2 separate regions of the Homo sapiens genome follow, and region 2 is linked to region 1. The links are chromatin contacts, found by Hi-C or POLR2A ChIA-PET in ENCODE. All regions are on one chromosome and are shown on one strand. Each heading gives the region's core, a stretch centred on a gene start or an enhancer-like site at or near the end of the contact. The rest is flanking DNA. Distances are from core to core; before and after follow the strand shown. Region 1 holds the start of ZNF132-DT (ZNF132 divergent transcript). Region 2 holds the start of ZNF304 (zinc finger protein 304).

Region 1 (7,502 bases), core at 3,430-5,929:
AGCAGAATTTTTTTAAAATTTGAGATGGGGTCTTGCTATGTTGCCCAGGTTGGTCTCAAACTCCTGGGCTCAAGTGATCCTCCTGCCTCAGCCTCCTGAGTAGACGGATTATAGGCACCTTGCCCAGCTTCTATAGCAGCATTTTTTTCTAACACCTAAAAAATGGAAACAAGCCAAATGCTCATCCACTGGTAAATGGATAAACAAACTGTAGTCTTTCTATACACTGGAATATTTGGCTATAAAAAAGAATGAAATATTGATACATGCTACAACATTGATGAACTTCAAAAACATGCTAAGAGAAAGCCAGTCACAGAAAAATACATAGTATTCTATAAAATGTCTAGGAAACGTAAATCTATATAGTCAGAAAGTAGATTAGTGGTTGCCTAGGACCGGGGGGAAAGGGATAAGGGAACATGGGGAGTGACAGCTAATGGGACTGCTAATAGGACCTACAGTTTCTCTTTAGGTGATGAAAACATGCTAAAATTACATTATAGCAATGATTATACCATGTGAAAACATATAGAAATCACTAGACTGTGTACTTTAAAAGGTGAATTGTATGGTTTATCTTAATAAAGCTGTTTTTAAAAAATATCTCACTGGGGGCTGGGCGTGGTGGCTCACGCCTGTAATCCCAGCACTTTGGGAGGCTGAGGTGGGTGGATCACGAGGTCAGGAGATTGAGACCATCCTGGCTAACATGGTGAAACCCCCTCTCTACTGAAAATACAAAAAAAATTAGCTGGGTGTGGTGGCAGGCACCTGTAGTCCCAGCTACTTGGGAGGCTGAGGCAGGAGAATGGCGTGAACCTGGGAGGCAGAGCTTGCAGTAAGCTGAGATCACGCCACTGCACTCCAGCCTGGGGGACAGAGCAAGACTCCATCTCAAAAAAAAAAAAAAAAAAAAAAAAAGGAAAAAAAAATCTCATTGGGAAAGAGACAGAATCTGGGCATGACCTCATACTGGGTAACCCGACCAGGGATTGGTGAATCTCAGTGGGATCTGTTAGGCAGACTGGAGGTGTCTGATCCCCAACCTTTGCCTCCACAAGGCTCCTGGGCAACAGCTATTAGGAAAGCTCATGAGGCTGCTCAGAGAGAGACAGGGGAAGTACACACAGCAGAACCTCAGCACCCCAGCACCTACAACAGGAAACCCGAGAAGGAAGCAGTACCCATGATCTGGCTTTGGGATGAACAGAGCTTTCTATGGGGAAAAGACACAAGGCATAAGGTAGTCATCACCATGCTGAGACAGGGCATTACCAAGTGAGGTCACAAGCTCAAGGTTTTCCAGCATCACACTGTGGTACAGGTGCCTCTGGGCTGCATCAAGGAGCTCCCACTCCTCTTGGGAGAAGTATACAGCCACATCTTCAAAGGTTACCATGCTCTTCAATGTGGGGACAGCTGAGCCACAGGGCCAAGAAGTATGCTGACAAAGAAACAAACAATTGGTCAAATGGAAATATGCAGGACCTTGCTGTGTGACTCAGAATCCTGATACATCTACCACTAATATCTCTTTTTCTTATGATCCTCTCAGTCCACCCACTACTCACCCATCCACAGCTTATCTTCTTCCTCAGGGCCCCCACCTAACATGCCCTGGAATTAATGGTGCCCCTCTCTCCTAGTAGTCCCACTGGTCACTGTATCCAGGCCAACCCAACCTAGAGGAACAATAGGCAGGTGGGCAGATGGATGCTTCCTCCTCCCTCCTGCTGGCCAATTTTCCTTGTGTCTTCTGGCTCATACCTCCCAAACATAAGAAAATTTGGGCTTCCCTTTCTTAAGCCTCTTGTACCAGGGCCATGGGCCCAATGGTTCACATTCTCTCACCTTTACATGTCACTCCTCAGACCATACAGTTCTTATATTTCCAACCCCTCCCTGTTCACACTGTAGGCATTCTCCCTAGCATCTCACCATGCACATGGCATACCTGACAGATGCAACCGGGATCCATTCCTGGTCCAAGCCAGCTACAGAGCTCCAAAAACCCCACTGCAAGAGGCAGTCATAGCCCCTCAAGTCAATGCCTCCCCTGCCAGCCCTGTTCCTTCAACCATCAGCTGCCCAGAACCATAAGCAGATCTCAAATATCTCTTCCCTCTGATATCTTTGCCTTTGTATGTGTTGTCTCCTCCCCAGTCATAGCTGTCCTTGCTCTTCCTAACACTCAAATCCAAGATCCACTGGCCCCCACCTTGGCTTGGGGACTCAGCTTAGGCTGACCCTTTCTGATCTTGCCACTCCACCAGCCTGACAAAAACCCCAGGACCCTATTTAAGAAGAGATAACATGCCCTGACCACAAGAAGGATGGCCGCAACAATGTAGTGAGCTGTAGAGAAGCAAATCAACCTAAACCAAAGCCCAACTCTCATCCTACTTTTGCCGCTATGCTTCACTGTTGTCCTAGACCTACTCTCTGCTCAGGAGGCTCAGCCACTATCTTGAACCCAACCCACAACTGCATGCAGTGTCCACACACAAGCATCCATCCCTTGGATGTTTCCAGCCTAAACCCGACATAATTTCATAATCACATGTTTAGTGGTCTACTTGGCACCTCAATTTGGTAGTGTCTGGGACATCTCAAATACAACATGGCCAAAATCCAACTCTTTATCTTCCCCCTGAAATCTACTCCTCACACCAACTTCCACATCTGAAAGATCTAAGGTCAATTTTTTTTTTTTTTTTTTTGAGACAGAGTCTCGCTCTGTCACCCAGGTTGGAGTGCAGTGGCGCGATCTTGGCTCACTGCAAGCTCCGCCTCCCGGGTTCAAGCCATTCTCCTGCCTCAGCCTCCCGAGTAGCTGGGACTACAGGCACCCACCACCACGCCTGACTAATTTTTTGTATTTTTAGTAGAGATGGGGTTTCACCGTGTTAGCCAGGATGGTCTCAATCTCCTGACCTAGTGATCCACCTGCCTCGGCCTCCCAAAGTGCTGGGATTACAGGCGTGAGCCACCACGCCCGGCAATTTTTTTTTTTTTTTAAGACAGAGTCTCGCTCTGTCACTCAGGCTGGAGCGCAGTGGCACGATCTCAGCTCAATGCAACCTCCATCTCCCAGATTCAAACAGTTCTTCTGCCTCAGTTTCCCAAGTTGCTGGGATTACAGGTGCACACTACCATGTCCTGGCTAATTTTTCTGTATTTTTAGTAGAGGTGGGGTTTCGCCACGTTGGCCAGGCTGGTCTTGAACTCCTGACCTCAAGTGATCTGGCCGCCTTGGCCTCCCAAAGTGCTGGGATTACAAGTGTGAGCCACTGCACTCAGCCTTAGGTCAATCTTAACATTTCACTTTCTTTCACTGTCCCACATCAGGTAATCCATGGCCCAGTTTGGGCAGATTCAGAAGCCAACCATCTGTCCTACCTCCACGGGCACCCCTCTGTCCAGCTACCCAAAGCACACATCTGGACCACATCTGTCAGCTCCTCACTGGCCTTCCTGCTCCACCATCACCATCCCTCCAGTCTGCTGCCCACTAGGCATCCATAGGGCGTCTGTTAAGACTGGAGTCAGAGCACCTACTTCCTCTACTCCAAACCTTCCATGGCTCCCACCACCATCAGAATAGAGGTCCAGCTCCTCAGGCTGCCATTCCAGGCCTAACTATTGGTTTCCCTTCCCTGTTTCCACCAGACTAAATGGAGACCGGCAGTCCCCAGAATGCTTCCATTTCATCACCACTAAACAAGGTACACATGCTGGTCACTGTCCCTGGGACAGCCTTCCAGATCTCATTCCACAGGATTCCAGAAATGGGAATCCCTCGATATAACCCCTTGCCTGGATTCAGGATGGTAAGGGTAAGTGACTCCCAGGGCAGGGCCCAGGACCCACGTGTGAGGACAGGACACGATCAAGAGTCCCAGGACACCAACATCCCCTCTATCTGGGCTTCAGGATCCTGAGGGCCGGAATCCCAGCGGGTGAGGGCCTGGGGCACACTCCACTTACCTGCGCCGGGCCCATCAGCAACGCTGGCAACCCCATTAGAACCTGTGGGCTGGGCAGGGCCATAACAGGAGGCCCAGGGCTAGCCCTGCCGCTGGGCCGAACCCTCACACTTCCGCTGGGTGACGGTCGCACTCAGGACCTGTCTTCCCAAATGCAAAATGCGCGCAAGGCCTCTGGGCACCGCAGGGACGAAGGCTGGGTATGGAGACCCTGGAGACGCGTGGCGCTGGCTCCACTTTCGGGAACACCTTGGCTCATAAAAGCAGAGTAATTAGCCGGGCACTATGGTGCGTGTGAAGGCGCGGTGACGGTCCCTGCACCCACTCCCGTGCCCTGGTGTGGCTCCAGAGGCCTGCTGTAGCCCAACCCACCAGCAGCAAAATGAGGACCGCAATGGCGGCGCCGGAAGTCCCGCCTCTCAATGACAGCTCGGACTTGCCACTGGTCCGAGCTTTCATTGGCTCAAGGATCCCCGCCGTCTATGACGCTATTTCCCTATGCCCGTCACGCTACTGCTAGGTCGTTGCCAAGGTGATTGAGGAATGGCGTTTATTGCGTCGCTGCTCAGGCAACGCAAACTACATTATCCAGAAGGACCCTCGCGGTGCCTCAGGGCTGGCCATTGGCAGCCGAGGAGACAGGCACTTCCGGGCGGAGTGTAAGACGCTGGCCAATCACAGCCTGGCAGCGGGACTTCCGTCGTCGTCCTCGGACCATCACTTTGGCATTTCTCGATTTTGTCTGCTTCTGAAGGGACCGCGTTGTCAGGCGAGGGACGGAATCTTGGAGGCTCCCTGGGCCCATGGAAACAGGAGCGAGGAAGGCACGAGAGTCGGGGAAGTTCCGCCTTCTTGACATACAAGCGCCCCCACCGCGGCGAATATCGCCCCTGAGCCCAGTGTTCGCCCCCCACAACACCGCACCCCCCTTCCCCACCCTGTGCCTTAGATAAAGCCGGCCCAGTGGGACCCTCAGGTTGCACCGCGCGGAGGTGTCCGCGGCTCTCGGGAGTCGTCGCCCTTGGCGTTATGTTGGCTTTAGGGAGCGCGAGGCCGAGGCCAAGAAAAGCTACGCATTGGGAGGTCTTGACCCAGTGTGCGCCCGGCTGTAGGCATGGAACGTGCGCCAAAGGTCTCCTGGCACCCACTCCGCTGGACTCAGCACCATTGTCCTAAGTCTCCGATTGAGAAGTATCTGCCCCAGGTCCTCTGCGGGCCCCACTGAACAGTGTGGAGCGTTCACAGGTTGGGGGTCACCATTTCAGAATCCAGTTTGTTGAGACGTGGAGGGTACAGGAGGAGGGATCTGCATATGCGAAGACTTGGACTTGACCCTGACCTGAGCGTTCAGGCAGGCTCTCATGCCCCCTTGGCAGCGAGTGGAGAGCGTAAGAGGAGTCCTGCCTCTCCTGGCACACCGAGGGCGCCTGGGAGCCATGAAAGGTGTTGAACAGAAAAGGGATGGACATGACCTGAGTTAGAATTTGGAAAGTATTTCAGTGGTTGCTGAATGAACACACTACTGGAGAAGGTGGTTGTAGTGGGGCTGGAAGCAGGGAGACTGTGGGGGAGGTTATTGCAGTATTGTTCCAGACAGTTATGATAGTGGCCTGTCCAGAACGGAAGCAAGAAGGATGGGAGAAGTGATCAGATTCCCAGTGGATCTTCAAGATAGAGCTAATGGAATTTTTTGCTACCTTAGATAAGTGGAATAAGCATGAGTAGGGGTGAAGGACCATCCCAAGTAGTTAGGAAGAATTAGGATGCCTCCTGTGGAGAATAGAGGTTGGCAGTTGGCAGGAGGAGGATGTTTCATGGAAGATTAGCGATGGATTTTGTAGGTATAGAGTCTGAATTGTCTGGAGACCTGTGAGTGGAGGTGTCAAATGGGCCTCTGGATATATAGAATTCTGGTGTGGCTTCAGGACGTCCAGACTGCATTATGTTGGTGGCCTGGCCCAGTGAACGGCCTGAGGATAGGATTTGGGAAGGAGGGTTTTAGGTTGGAGGACCAGTGGCTAGGGCTCACGCTCAGTGCTTAGATCACATCTGTCTGCCCATTGGCTTGGTGTTGCAGGGCTTAATGACCTTTGAGGACAGGGTCAGTACATCTTCCAAGAATGTGGGGCTCCTTAGTGAGGTCCAAGGGGGCTTCTACAGTGACATGATACTACAGAGCTTTGTACTCCAGTGCCCACTAGGTAAGGCTACTGTGTCTCCTCTTTCCCCTACACATGAAATCTAGGTTTTCCTCCGCCTTTCCATTGTTCCCTCTGGGAGGTGCTGCTGGCCCTGGCACTGGCCAGTGTCCTGCTGTGTCCGGAATTGTTTCCTTCCTCTGGGTTCTTGGTCTCGCTGACTTCAAGAATAAAGCCGCGGACCCTCGTGTTGAGTGTTACAGTTCTTTTTTTTTTTTTTTTTTGAGACGGAGTCTCGCTCTGTCGCCCAGGCCGGACTGCGGACTGCAGTGGCGCAATCTCGGCTCACTGCAAGCTCCGCTTCCCGGGTTCACGCCATTCTCCTGCCTCAGCCTCCCGAGCAGCTGGGACTACAGGCGCCCGCCACCGCACCCGGCTAATTTTTTTTTTTTGTATTTTTAGTAGAGACGGGGTTTCACCTTGTTAGCCAGGATGGTCTCGATCTCCTGACCTCATGATCCACCCGCCTCGGCCTCCCAAAGTGCTGGGATTACAGGCGTGAGCCACCGCGCCCGGCCCTGTTACAGTTCTTAAAGATGGTGTGTCCGGAGTTTGTTCCTTCAGATGTTCAGATGTGTCTGGAGTTTTTTCCTTCTGGTGGGTTCGTGGTCTTGCTGACTTCAGGAGTGAAGCTGCAGACCTTCGCAGTGAGTGTTACAGCTCTTAAAGGTGGCACATCCAGAGTTGTTCATTCCTCCTGGTGGGTTCGTGGTCTCGCTGACCTCAGGAGTGAAGCTGCAGACCTTTGCAATGAGTGTTACAGCTCGTAAAGGTGGCGTGTCCAATGTTGTTTGTTCCTCCCAGTGGGTTTGTGGTCTCGCTGGCTTCAGGAGTGAAGCTGCAGACCTTTGTGGTGAGTGTTATAGCTCATAAAGGTAGTGTGGACCCAAAGAGTGAGCAGCAGCAAGATTTATTGCGAAGAGCAAAAGAATAAAGCTTCTACAGCATGGAAGAGGACCCGCGGGTTGCCGCTGCTGGCTTGGGTGGCCAGCTTTTATTCTATTTGGCCCTGCCCACATCCTGCTGATTGGTCCATTATACAGAGCACTGATTGGTCCATTTTACAGAGCACTGATTGGTCCATTTTACAGAGCACTGATTGGTCCATTTTTACAGAGTGCTGATTGGTGAGTTTACAAACCTATAGCTAGACACAGAGTGCTGATTGGTGCATTTACAATCCTTTAGCTAGACAGAAAAGTTTTCCAAGTCCCCAGCCAATTAGCTAGACACAGAGCGCTGATTGGTGCGTTTACTAACCTTTAGGGAGACACAGAGCGCTGATTGGTGCATTTTTACAGAGTGCTGATTGGTG
Region 2 (7,502 bases), core at 4,600-7,099, 1.1 Mb before region 1:
TGTTTCTTGTGCTTTCTTTTAAAAACATGTATAGATTATTAATATTCTTAATTTTCCTTTTAGTTTGGAATGTATATACTCATTTTGTTAGTCTTTAAGCTGAAAATTATAACACATGTATTTAACACATCAGGGTATAGAGTTATTAATACCTTTACCCTCCTCTTGGATAATATAAGGCATGTTATCATGTAGTGGTATTGAGGCATCGTTAATTCTATTGTTCTACTCAACAAGGGGATATTGTTCATGTTTTATACAGATAATGAATAATTGTATTGATCCGCAGATGCATTCCTTATATCACGCAGATCTCTCACCTGGAATCACTTTTTTTTTGCCTTAAATATAACCTTTTGGGTTACCTTTTTAACTAAAATTTTCATTTTTTACCTCATATGGTCTTATTTTATACTGCTTCTTGAAAAACACTATTGTTGTGAATAGAAATCTAGGTTTGCACTTATTTCTTCAGTAACTTCACTGTATCCTTCCACTACATCCATGAGTCACTATATACTGGATGTGAGTGGAGACAATTTATATTGTGACTATAGTCTTCCTGTGCTACAGAAACAAAATTTGATGGCGGTGGTGTTTTGTTTTGTTTTGTTTTTGTTTTTGCTTTTGTTTTGCTTTTGAGACAGAGTTTTGCTCTTGTCGCCCAGGCTGGAATGCAATGGCAGAATCTCGGCTCACTGCAACTTCCACCTCCCAGGTTCAAGCGATTCTCCTGCCTCAGCCTCCCAAGTAGCTGGGATTACAGGCACCCAACACCATGCCCTGCTAATTTTTGTATTTTTAGTAGAGACGGGGTTTCACCATGTTGGCCAGGCTGGTCTTGAACTCCTGACCTCAAGTGATCCACCCACCTCGGCCTCTCAAAGTGCTGGGATTACAGGCATGAGCCACTGTACTCAGCGGTGATGGTGGTTTTTTTGTGTTTTGTTTTTGTTTTTGGAGATGGAGTTTCGTTCTTATTGCCCAGGCTGGAGTGCAATGGTGCGATCTCCGCTCAACGAAACCTCCGCCTCCCGGGTCCAAGCAATTCTCCCGCCTCAGCTTCCCGACTAGCTTGGGTTACAGGCATATGCCACCAGGCCTGGCTAATTTTGTATTTCTAGACACGGGGTTTCTCCATGTTGGTCAGGCTGGTCTTGAACTCCCAACCTCAGGTGATCTGCCCGCCTCGGCCTCCCAAAGTGCTGGGATTACAGGCGTGAGCCGCCACGCCCAGCTGGTGATGTTTTGATGAGGACAGGACCTGACTTATGTCTCTTAGTTTCAGGCAGGACCCTCTCATAATCAAGTTTGTGATTGGATCTACCTGCCTTGAGTGCCAGAAGGGAGAACGAGAGGTAGAGAGGCAGGTTTCGGTTACTGTGAATGAAAGATGAATAAGGAAGTGTCCTCTAAAGTCACAAACTTGAAACGGGATGAATTCTACTCTCCACTTAGGTCTGAGAGCAATTAGTCCTGCTATTTCCAAAATTAGAATCTTCTTTTTAAAATTTTAGTTTTAGAGACAGGGTCTCGCTCTGTTGCTCGGGCTAGAGTACAGTGGCGGGATCATAGCACATAGCAGCTTTGAACTCCTAGACTCAAGCCATTCTCCTGTCTCAGCCTCCCGAATAACTGGGACTACAGTCCAAAAATTTGAATCTTGTGGCCTGTAATAACGAGTCTCTTGAGCAGCATGCCTACCTATGGTTTTAGGCACACTTTTTCTGAACTGTTGAAGAAATAACCCAAATGTGTGCTTTCATGTAAAATCTTTAATCATACCTATGAGGCTAGCTGCTGAGTTAGGGTGTTATTGTATTTTATGTTTTGATAAATGCCAAAGATCCTGCTGAGGCTTAGCCTCCCACAGAGTATATTTACTTCTTTTCATATTTTCCATGTATCTCTTTTATTGATTCATATCTTGATAGCATCATGTGTCTTATTTCACTCTATGTGAATTGAAGATAGTTTTCAGTCATCTATATTGATAGTTCTGTAAATATTCAGTTGTACTAAATATAAGCACCCCATATTTGTATTTATTAGACCAGAATTATCAATCTTGGCATGAGAATTCACTAGAACTTTAACAATTTTATATTGTTTCTACTAATTGCTGAGATAATGGACATAAAAATGCTCAGCATATTCATAGATTTATGTCTTTATCCTTTTACAAATTGTTGCTTTATGTAATACAAGTCAGCATTATACATTACATAGAGTTCAAAATATAATTTCTTGGTGATCATTTCTTTCTTTTTTTGTTTTCTTTCTTTCTTTCTTTCTTTTTTTTTTTGTTTTTGAGATGGAGTTTAGCTCTTGTCGCCCAGGCTGGAGTGCTATGGCGTGATCTCTCGGCTCACTGCAACCTCCGCCTGCCGGGTTCAAGCGATTCTCTCACCTCAGCCTCCTGAGTAGCTGGGACTACAGGTGCCCGCCACCACGCCCAGCTAATTTTGTATTTTTAGTAGAGACGGGGTTTCACCATGTTGGCCAGGCTGGTCTTGAACTCCTGATTCACCTGCCTTGACCTGCCAAAGTGCTGGGATTACAGGCATGAGCCACTGCACTTGGCCAGTGATCGTTTCTTTAATACTGATATTTTCTGATATAAATTTTCATTTTCATGTGTTAATTCTTTGTTGTATTAAATATATTTTTCCCAAAGCTGTTTCATATAGTTTTCTAATATTATACTCTACAAGTGTTTCTTGTACCCATACTACTGTTTTTTGTTTTTGTTCTTTATGAGAGACGGTCTTACTGTCTCTCCCAGGCCGGAGTGCTGTGACACCATCAGAACTCTGTGCAGCCTTGGCTCAAGTCATCATCCTGGCTCAGCCTCCTGAGTAGCTGGGATTACAGGCTTGTGCCACCACACCCTGCTATTACTTTTTTTTTTTTTTTTTTTTTTTTTTTGGTAGAGATGGGGCCTTGTTACGTGGCTCAGGCTGATCTATTAATAGAATTCCTGACCTCAAGCAGTTCTCTTGCTTCAGCCTCCCACATTGCAGGAATTATAGGCATGAGCCTCTGTGCCTGGCCTTTTGGAAATTTTTAACACATCAAAACTTACTAAGTGCTAATTTAAGAATTTATTCCATACTCATTTCATGAGATAGCTGATATATTTGGGTTTATATACATCCTCTGGTTGTGTGTGTGCTTTTCTTTGCCTTACTTATTGTGTGTACTTTATTTTTTGTAATGTTTTCTTTACATTTACATTTTCTTTAAATTTGTAAGATATATACTCTGATTCAGTTAATGTTTAAGCTTTAAAACAGTTATTTAATACATTATAGAGTTAATGTATTTGCTCTCCTCAAGAAATATAAGAAACTTATATGTTAGTTAATTTGCCCATATGAGTTTATATACTATTGAGGATATGCATGGTAATTCCACCATTCTGTTTCCAGAAGTATTAATATTTTATTTTATTTTTTATTTTAATTTTTATTTATTTATTTATTTTGAGATGCAGTCTCACTCTGTTGCCTAGGCTGGAGTGCAGTGGCACAGTCTTGGCTCACTGCAACCTCCGCTTCCCGGGTTCAAGTGATTCTCCTGCCTCAGCCTTCTGAGTAGCTGGGATTACAGGCGCCCACCACCACGCCTGGCTAATTTTTGTATTTTTAGTAGAAACAGGGTTTCACCATGTTGGACAGGCTGGTCTCGAACTCCTGAGCTCGTGATCCGCCTGCCTTGGCCTCCCAAAGTGCTGAGATTACAGGCGTGAGCCACCGCGCCCAACAGTATTAATATTTTATACAGATAATGAGTGGTCTCATTAATCCATAGATGCACTCCTCTCTCAGATCCTCATTTCTTCTATCATCACAGACCATCACCTGGGATCACTTTCCTTCAACCTTAAGAAGGATCTTAAAAGTGTTATTTTATGCCAGTTATTTTTATCCATTAAATTTCTCATTTTGGGCTTCAAATAGTCTTATTTCAGTTTTTCTTAGCCAGTGCATTTGTCGTGCATAGAAATCTGCTGGCAGTTATATCTGTAACTGACTCCGTATGTTATTCCATGTGTTCCTGACACCTAAATTTATATTGGCTTTGAGTGGAGACAGATAATTTATATTATACATATATATAATTATGTATGTGTGTATATAAACTACATGTGTATATATATATAAATGCTGTGTGTATGTGTGTATATATATTTTTTCTCAAAGATATGAATTATTTCTATGTCATCTCATAAAATAAACCAGGTTATAAAATTTTAACTACAGTGACTCTTAAGTGGACAGTGGAGTTAAAAATTATGAAGAGCAATTAGTCTTGATAGTTCTGTGTTTTGAATCATACAGCCTATAAGAATGTGTCTTCTGGACGATAGACCTACCTGTAGTTTATGAAACCCTCTTGCATGTGATTTTTTTCAATTAAATGAGTCTATTGATATATTGGTGTGCTTTTGTGCAAAAATTATAACCATTAGGGGCTCCCACCTGTAATCCCAGCACTTTGGAAGACTGAGGCAGTTGGATCACCTGAGGTCAGGAGTTCGAGACCAGCCTGACCAACACGGAGAAACCCCATCTCTACTAAAAATACAAAATTAGCCGGGCATGGTGGCGGATGCTTGTAATCCCAGCTACTCGGGAGGCCGAGGCAGGAGAATCGCTTGAACCTGGGAGGGAGAGGTTGCAGTGAGCTGAGATCGTGCCATTGCACTTAAGCCTGGGCAACAAGAGTGAAACTCTGTCTCAAAAAAAAATTATAACTATTATCTATGATGCTATTTGATGAGTGAGGGAATAATTGTACTTTTTTCTTTTTTTTTCAAAATCACACTGATCCTGAAAAGGTGGATCTTTGATTTATCTTCCTAAAGCAGTGTATGTGAGAACCTTGTGTTGAGGAAGACTGATAACAGCTTGTATGTATTTAGCACGATGTGCCAGGCCTGGTGTTAAGTACTTTTTACCTCACTTCCCATATTCCTAATGAGGTTGGTTGTAGTGTTTTTCATCTTACTGATTTTTTTTTGTTTGTTTTTGTTTTGTTTTGTTTTTGGCTAATGACTTTAAAAGACCTCCAGTTCTTGAACTTCAGCTAGGGTCCCATCCCCAGAGTTTATCAGAAGGTATAGGTTGGGTCCAAGAATTCACAGGTTTTTTAAGTTCATAGTGAAGCTGATGCTGTAAAACTACATATCAAATTGGGAAGCAATGAATTAGAAGAGGCTCATGTTTTCGTCATGTTACATGTAAGTTCCTCCTTCACTTTTCGCCATGAATAAAAGTTCCCTGTGGCCTCACCAGAAGCAGATACGGGCACCATGCTTCCTGTACAGCCAGCAGAAAGGTAGCTAATTACATCTCTTTTCTTTATATGTTAGAAAAATTAGAAGGACATTCAATGTTTTACAAAAAGGCCCACAAACGAAATACAGACAACGTTCAATTTATTAATACGTTTCAATCCCCAAATCTGAGAGAGGTGAAGCAGGTTTCCCAGGGCCTCAGAAGCAGGATTGAAGAATGGGTCCCTTGCTGGCGACTTCAGTGGCGTGGCATTGTCCCAGGTGGCCATGGAAATCAGGGTGCATACCCTTTAAAAGCAGCTGTGGCCTCCGAGATATCGTTTTCCCAGTCTTTTCTCCCCCTCCCTGCACGACGCCTCTTGGCAGACATCCGGGAGAACCCGAAAGGCGCTCGTTGCCTGGTTGGATGCAGGGTACAAACTACGTTACCCAGAAATCTGTGCCCAGCTCATTGTTAGCCGGCGTGCAGCCAATGACAGCCCAGAAACTGGGCGTTTCCTGCTGCTCTGGGCTGCAGGGGCGAGACTTCTGGCGTCGCCGTCGTGACGTATTTTTCCTATGCCCGGTCCGTGCATTCTGGTTGTGAAGGCTGAGTTCTAGAGATCGGGTCGGCTTTCTACGCGGCTCTCGTGGAACCTAGCAAAGAAAGACAGTGAAGACTGCAGGACCTTCCTTCGCGCTTTTGTTACAATCCATGACCCCTGTCGTGGGACGGGCGGCCTCTCGCGGAGGTGTCTGCCGGGGCTGGGCTCTTACCGAGGCCTCCACACACGTCCTCTTGTCCTTGTCTCCCCCAGAAGCAGCCGCCTTAGTCTTGTGAGCGTTTTTACACCGGGTAGATTGAGACTTGGAGTGCTACACTCAGCCCGAGGGCGTCCAGCGCGGTGGAGGCGTGGGGTTTCGGCTGAGCCCACAGGGCACAGACTGTTCATCCGCTTCTCATGGCAGCGGCGGTGCTGATGGACCGGGTTCAGGTGAGTGGGGGCATCCCTCAAGCGCACCCCGGCCTGGTTGGTGTGTCCTGGGATGTTCGCTCTCATCGCGCACTTCAGGGTGCTCACTCCGTCGCATTATGTGGAGGGGTTCCGCTCCCCTCATCAGTGGCATAAGGTGTGGAACGGACTCGAAGGCGCAGGGGCAGTTCGTACAAATGCATGCATGGAGAGGAGAATGAGTTTGGGGAGTTCCGGGAACTCTCTGTGCCTGGTGAGAACAGGGACTAGGGGGTCAGAGGTAGGCCTGGAATGGCCGCCCGAGGAGCTGGTCCTCTCTTCTGAGGGTGCTGGGAGTCATGCAAGGTTTGGTACAGAGAAGGGAGGTCCTCTGACGCAGTTCTTAAAAGGCTCCCTCTGGCTGCAGAGTGGGTAGACTAGGGATTATAGGGTAGACGGGGAGATCAAGATGAAGTCTACTGAAATAGTCCAGGTGAGCGTTGATGGTCTGGGCCAGAGTGGTGGCAGCAGAGGTTAGAGAATGTATGGGTTTTGGGTTTTGTATGTATTTTATAAGGAAGGCTGACCAGATTCTCTGATGAGACATAGTGATGATATCCTGGGATTCTTCACATGACTGTCTTCACTTGAGACAGGGGGCAGTGAATGGAGGTCATTTCTAGTTTAGTGTCCTGAATCCAGGCCATGAGTTGTATGGAGTTATGTGGAGAAGTCCCCACCTGGCGACCAATGGGATGAGTACTGCAAAAGTATATCAGACCTAGGAACAGGTACGCTCAAATGCTTGTAGGATTGAGTTTGGAGCGCTCAGGGAATCTCAGGTCTTAATTACCTTTGTTGGAAACAGGTATCAGAGGAAGGAGTTAGGCAGGAATGGCTGGCCGAGGTGTCTTGAGTGTGGTAAAAGTCGTGGGAGATTTGGAGCAGAGGAGGGAGATGATCTGACTCAGATTTTAACATGCTCTCTCTGGCTTTCAGGTTGAGAACAGACTGTGAGCATGAGGGAGCAGCTACTGCAGTAGTGTTGATGGTGTCTGGTCTAGAGGTGTGGCTGTGGAGGTGAGAGAAGTTGGTAAATTTTCTGTTTTTTAAAGTAGGGTGATTGGATTTTTTGATGCGAAAGGTGAAAGAGAGGAGAGTCGTGGATGACCCTAAGGTTGGTTTGTTTTTGCTGTAGCTGGTAAAATTATGAAAATGCCATCAACTGAGATAGAGAAGTTGGCAGCAGGTATGATTTTTAGTGGTTA

The links. Hi-C counts contacts between places; a loop is a spot of excess contacts on that map. ChIA-PET counts read pairs that join two places held with the same protein, here RNA polymerase II (POLR2A). Pooled maps may share reads with other maps.
Region 2: a pooled map shows a loop between it and region 1 (10-fold over the local background). The contact joins the promoter of ZNF304 here to the promoter of ZNF132-DT in region 1. A Hi-C loop is called at or near these places in 2 of 37 single-sample maps with no recorded cell type and 11 of 50 pooled maps. POLR2A ChIA-PET finds 5 or more read pairs at or near these places in 1 of 52 experiments (B cell).

Annotation. Positions count from the first base shown.
Region 1 is chr19:58,435,769-58,443,270 of GRCh38, forward strand. ZNF132-DT (ZNF132 divergent transcript) reads left to right here and starts at 4,680. Exons shown (of 1, transcript NR_186311.1): 1 at 4,680-7,502. It overlaps ZNF132 (zinc finger protein 132), which reads right to left and starts at 4,385. Exons shown (of 3, transcript NM_003433.4): 1 at 3,991-4,385; 2 at 1,279-1,447. The coding sequence starts at 4,053. It also overlaps a transcript of ZNF324B not described here. RefSeq lists enhancers at 4,051-4,561, 4,794-4,923, 5,073-5,582.
Region 2 is chr19:57,345,422-57,352,923 of GRCh38, forward strand. ZNF304 (zinc finger protein 304) reads left to right here and starts at 5,850. Exons shown (of 3, transcript NM_020657.4): 1 at 5,850-6,276. The coding sequence starts at 6,244. RefSeq lists enhancers at 5,026-5,885, 5,843-5,932, 5,886-6,744, 6,083-6,152.